2 separate regions of the Homo sapiens genome follow, and region 2 is linked to region 1. Evidence: chromatin contacts called from ENCODE Hi-C or POLR2A ChIA-PET data. All regions are on one chromosome and are shown on one strand. Each heading gives the region's core, a stretch centred on a gene start or an enhancer-like site at or near the end of the contact. The rest is flanking DNA. Distances are from core to core; before and after follow the strand shown. Region 1 overlaps FYB1 (FYN binding protein 1). Region 2 holds the start of FYB1 (FYN binding protein 1).

What was found. Hi-C counts contacts between places; a loop is a spot of excess contacts on that map. ChIA-PET counts read pairs that join two places held with the same protein, here RNA polymerase II (POLR2A). Pooled maps may share reads with other maps.
Region 2: a map of B cell shows a loop between it and region 1 (19-fold over the local background). The contact joins the promoter of FYB1 here to the enhancer-like site in region 1. A Hi-C loop is called at or near these places in 17 of 168 maps with a recorded cell type or tissue (B cell, CD14-positive monocyte, CD4-positive, alpha-beta T cell and 11 more), 19 of 37 single-sample maps with no recorded cell type and 21 of 50 pooled maps. POLR2A ChIA-PET finds 5 or more read pairs at or near these places in 17 of 52 experiments (A549, CD4-positive, alpha-beta T cell, CD4-positive, alpha-beta memory T cell and 11 more).

Annotation. Positions count from the first base shown.
Region 1 is chr5:39,147,526-39,150,225 of GRCh38, reverse strand. All of the region lies in intron 3 of FYB1 (FYN binding protein 1), which reads left to right. Among named protein-coding and RNA genes, the nearest start is that of FYB1, 71 kb to the left of the region's middle. Within about 2 kb of position 1,450, at least 2 of the 41 ENCODE cell types and tissues checked have a DNase peak (open chromatin) inside an H3K27ac peak, as active enhancers do; they include CD14-positive monocyte, where a contact is called at or near this core.
Region 2 is chr5:39,218,299-39,220,998 of GRCh38, reverse strand. FYB1 (FYN binding protein 1) reads left to right here and starts at 1,436. Exons shown (of 19, transcript NM_001465.6): 1 at 1,436-1,556. RefSeq lists an enhancer at 1-360.

The sequences.
Region 1 (2,700 bases), core at 201-2,700:
CCATTCTCTCTCTCTCCTGATTTCCCAAAAGGCCAGATAACAACTCAGTTTCAGTTTGGTGAGCGTGGGTGACTCCATTTTGATTTTTAATCTGGTCTTCTGGGGCCCAGTGCGGGAATTTAGTCGAAAAAAAATGGCCTCCTAGATTTTGTTTAACAAAGGTGAACAAGTTTTGTTTAACAAAGGTGAGGAAGATCTGGAGGTCATGGCTATGTTAAGTTTGAGGTACCTTTTAAGCATCCAATTGGGTAAGAAGTTCTGGGTTTAAAATAGGAGAGAAATAGGAACACATTTCACACTGAAAGTCATAAGGCTGGTTAAGATGACCAAGGAAGGGAGTGTAAACAGAGAAGAAAGGAACTGAGCTCTGGGGCACTGTAACTCTCTGAGGCCTGGGAGGAGGAGAAGGGGCAAAGGAGAATAACAGGAACAATCAATAACGCCGGGGTCTTGGAAGCCCAGGAAAGGAAGCATCCAAGGAGGAGTCAGTGAGAAACTGTGTCAGGTGCTGGTGGAGGCCAAAAAGTGAGGACTGTGGAGGTCAGTGCAGGGGAAGTTGTCAGGAGTGGTGGCGATACAAGGCTGATTGAAATGGCTTTAAAAGAGTATGAAAGGAGAGGAATTGGACAGAGCAAATATAAACAACTCCTTTACAAAGAAAGGGCAACCAAAGAAATGGGACAGTAACTGATGGGAGAAATGAGATCAAGAGCCTTTTTAAAGATGGAAATAACAGCACTTTTGTAGGCTGATGGAAAGATCCAGTCAAGAGGGAAAAATGGTAAGGGTGGAGAGAGGGGAGAATTGCAGGAGCCAAGCATTAGAGCAGCAGGGAGCAATGGCTTCCCTAAGGTTTACAGTTCTCCCTAGCATGTGGAGTGGAATCTCTAATTGGGATCAAGGAAGGAATTTTAGAAGACAGGGTGGACTTTATCATCTGCAGCCTGTTCTGCCTACTCCTAAAGCTGTTCCCAGAAGTAACTTGCAATCATATCATTCAGGTCAGGATGTTTTAAGAGTGTAAAAGATTCCAGACAGGTGAGAATCAGAAATCCTAAATAACTGAAAATAAAGTAGTTGAGGCCAAAGTTATATTGTATTTTAAATTGTATTGTTTCCCCACCTAGTGGTCAGAAATCAGTTTGTTACATTTTCTGCTATTTTTACTCAGGCATTTGAAGAGAAAATGAAATGGGTCAAAAGAGCATGTTTATCATTTTTAATGTTCAAATCAACACCTTTTAGTGTAATACATTTCTTGGTACCTTTTTAAATTATAATTTTAACATCATAATTTTTCATATTGAAACAGAATCAATGGTTGTGTTTTGGCATATCAAACAAATTACATGGTTATTAATAGTAATGAGACAGGAAAAGTGATGTAATAAAAAATAGTAAATAATGGGAAGTGACTAAGGTTAGAAAAGGGAAGGTTCAACAGTTCTTACCCTGAAGTCATTCATAGTTAGTTTAAAGGGTTTTTTGGTTTCTGTTTATGTGTGTGTTTTATTTTTTGTCTGTAAAATTGGAGGAAAAGTAAGAATTTACCATTATAACCTTTTCATTAATTAGAGATGCTTAAAATGTTCTGAAACTTGAGACTTGCCGTATCAGTAGCCAGCTGCCAGATAGTCTTCTCTCACACTAGTTGGAAAGTGTTGGCTTAAACAAGTCAGTTTTCAAATTCCTCGTGGGTTAAATATAGGAAGACATGTTCCAGAGAAAAGGCCGCAAGATTTTACTCCCAGTAAGGCAGGTATAGAACAAAGTTTAATGTGTCATGTAGATTTCTTCCTCCTTCTTTAAAAAAAAAAAAAAAAAAAAAAAAAAAAAAAAAAAAACCTGCTGATAATTAAAAGCTAAATGCATGAATAGCCAATAAAGTAAAAGGCCAGCTGGGCATGGTGGCTCATGCCTATAATCCCAGCACTTTGGGAGGCCGAGGTGAGCCAATCACATGAATCCAGGAATTCAAGACCAGCTTGAGCAATATGATGAAACCCTGCGTCTACAAATATATATATATATATATATATATATATATATATATATATATATATATATATAAAAAATACATATAATATACATATAATGATAAGGGTGGAGAAAGGGAAGAATTGCAGGAGCCGGGCATTAGAGCAGCGGGGAGCAATGGCTTCCCTAAGGTTTACAATTCTCCCTAGGGTGTAGAGTGGAATCTCTAATTGGGATCAAGGAAGGAATTTTAGAAGACAGGGTGGACTTGCCGGGCGCGGTGGCTCACGCCTGTAATCCCAGCACCTTGGGAGGCCGAGGAGAGCAGATCACAAGGTCAGGAGATTGAGACCATCCTGACTAACACGGTGAAACCCCGTCTCTACTAAAAATACAAAAAATTAGCCGGGCGTGGTGGCGGGCGCCTGCAGTCCCAGCTACTCGGGAGGCTGAGGCAGGAGAATGGCGTGAACCTGGGAGGCGGAGCTTGCAGTGAGCCTGGGCGACAGAGCAAGACTCCGTCTCAAAAAAAGAAAAAAAAAAAAAAAAAAGACAAGGTGGACTTTATCATCTGCAGTCTGTTCTGCCTACTCCTAAAGCTGTTCCCAGAAGTAACTTGCAATCATATCATTCAAGTCTGGATGTCTTAATAGCATAAAAGATTCGAGACAGGTGAGAATCAGCAATCCTAAATAACTTTGAAAATAAAGTAGTTGAGGCCAA
Region 2 (2,700 bases), core at 187-2,686, 71 kb before region 1:
TTCTGCAGAGGACTAGATAGTAAATATTTCAGGCCATATACGGTCTCAGCCATGTCATCATCATTGTTGTCATCATCATTGTTACCATCATTGTCTTCTTTTGCTTCTTCTCCCTTTTCTTACAATTCTTAAAAAATGTAAATTCTTAGCCTGAGGTCTGTACAAAACATTCCACAGGCCAGATTTGGCATGCGGGCCATAGTTTGCTGACCCTACTACTCTATAAGAAGGGAAAATCATACGGGGAGGAAAGTGACCATCTCTGGCATAACGTCTGTAAGATTATAAGCCACTGAGTGGAAAATCCTTGTCTTCTCCATCTTTCTAGTCTTGGCCAGTGCTTGACCCACACAGTAAGTGTTTGATGTTTATGAATGAATGAGTAGAAGGAAGGTGGGGGAGGTTAATTTCACAATCACAATTTGTTAAAATCTCATTTAGTCCCAATGGTAGCCTCTGTTTTGGGGGGTTTCTTTTCTTTTCTTGTCTTTTCTTTTCTTTTTTTCTCTTTTCTTTTTTGAGTTTCTTTCTTTCTTTCCTTCTCTTTATTTTTCTTTCTTTCTTTCTTCTTTTTTTTTTTTCCTTCAGACAGGATCTTGCTCTGTTACCCAGGCTGGAGTGCAATGGTGGTGCAATCATAGCTCACTGAAGCCTTGAACTCCTGTGCTCAAGAAATCCTCCCACCTCAGCTTCCCAAATGTCTGGGGCTACAGGCATGCACCATCACACTTGGCTAATTTTTTTTTTATTTTTGTAGAGACAGGGTCTCACCATGTTGTCAAGACTGGTCTTGAACTCCTGGTCTCAAGCAATCCTCCTGCCTCAGCCTTCCAAAGTACCGGGATTACAGGCATGACCCACTACACTCAGCCCCACTGGTGGTCTTTTCACATGGATTATCATCTAAATACTCCATTTCTTCCAGCCTCAAGAATAGTCTAACAGAGAGCCGACAGAGTGAGTCTAGTGGGCTTTCCACACATGAGTGACCACTCTTCAGTTGATATGGTCAAGCACACCACTTTACCTCCTGACCTCAGGTGCAATTAGCTTCCAAATATTCCACATGCTCCAGTGGACCTTTCTAATTGTAAGCATCCCCCTTTGGCCCCCATTGCAGGTGACACTCCTGGGTGTGTGGAAAGATTATGGGTCCAAAGAACTTACAGCTTCTTCCTCTTGAATAAACATGGTGGCAGGCAGGAGAATCTTGTTTTGGTTTTACCCTTTTAAATATCACATGCTTGGTGGGAATGTTAGCAGAAGTATCCAGGCTGAACAGACACTTTTAAGTTCCCCTTTCTCCTCCTTATTACTCAATATCCTGAGGGCATAATAGAACTTTTCTTGTCTAAGTTTGCCTGGTCAGGGGAGGGAGGTGTGGCTCACTCAACCACTGACCGGGACAAAACCCTGCCAGGCATCAGAAAGCTCCGCAGTTCTTGAGTTCCACATGCAGAGCAGATGCGACAGCTAGAAGTGAGTAGGGCCCAGACCCTGGCCCAGGAAGATCCACTAAAGGAGGCCATCCTTCCGCCTTCTTCTGCAGGAGTCAGGTAACAGCTATGCCTAGGTTTCTTCTTTCAAATAAATGTGTAATTTTTTATAGCAGGAAAAAAGCACCACTTCCAAATTCTGGCAGCACAGACTGTGCTAGCTGAATAACTGAAGGAAACGCATGTTCTGTTGGAAAATAGCAAAAGAGATGAACAGGAGACACTAAAACTCAGCCTCATGGTAGCCAAAAGGATGATAAGCAGATAAAAATGTGGCCGGGAACGTGTCTGTCACTTGCTCTTTCGTAACTGGATAAGGCCTCTCATGTGTTCTTGTTGGAACCTCTGGTGCCACTAGCGTTAAATAACGTCTTGCAGTGAAACCAGAAACAAGGTTTTATTGCCAACAGAGCTGGGCACAGATGGTTTATTTCATCCTGGTTCCTAACAAATATGTGTCCATCCTTTTGATGAGAAAGAGTAACTTTCAATTTCCTCCAAACCTGGCAGGAGGTGAGGATTCACATGAGATTTCTACATAGACTAAAGAAAGGGACTATACTGCCATGAATTATGCCTTCTCAGAAGGAATCCTGGCAAACTGGATAAATGATGACAAACAGCTGCAGATCAGCCAAGGAGGCCTTTCAAAGCAACCAGCAACTCCAAATTTTCCTCGGAGCCTTTGGCTGTCTTGTATACATTGCTGATTCTTCTGAAAAATTCACAAGGTCTTTTCCCCCCATTTAACTTGATTTGCAGGGAAGTAATTAATAGAAATGGGCCTCTGACTCTGCCTTCTATTAGCTGTGTGACTTTGGGAGAGCCACTTAACCTCTCTGTGTCTCAGTTTTCTCATCTAAACATGGGGATAATAATAGAACTCATCTCATGGAGTTGTTGAGGGGATAAAACTATATACACTTTTTGAGTACTAATGTAAAATAATAATTAATATTCACCATTTTAAATATTTTTTCATTAAATACAAATAATTCTGCGTGGGAAACAGATGGGCTTATCACCGGAAGGGTGAAGTTGTGGCTGTGATTTTCTGCCCATGCTATGGGAATGCCACCGGAGGTTTTAGGTAGAGTAAAACGTCCCCATGCAATGTGAGATACACACACTTCAAATAGTCCGATACCTTAAGAAATTAATCATAAGTGATAGGTGAGGGGGAGGAGGATAAGGGTGCTCTTTC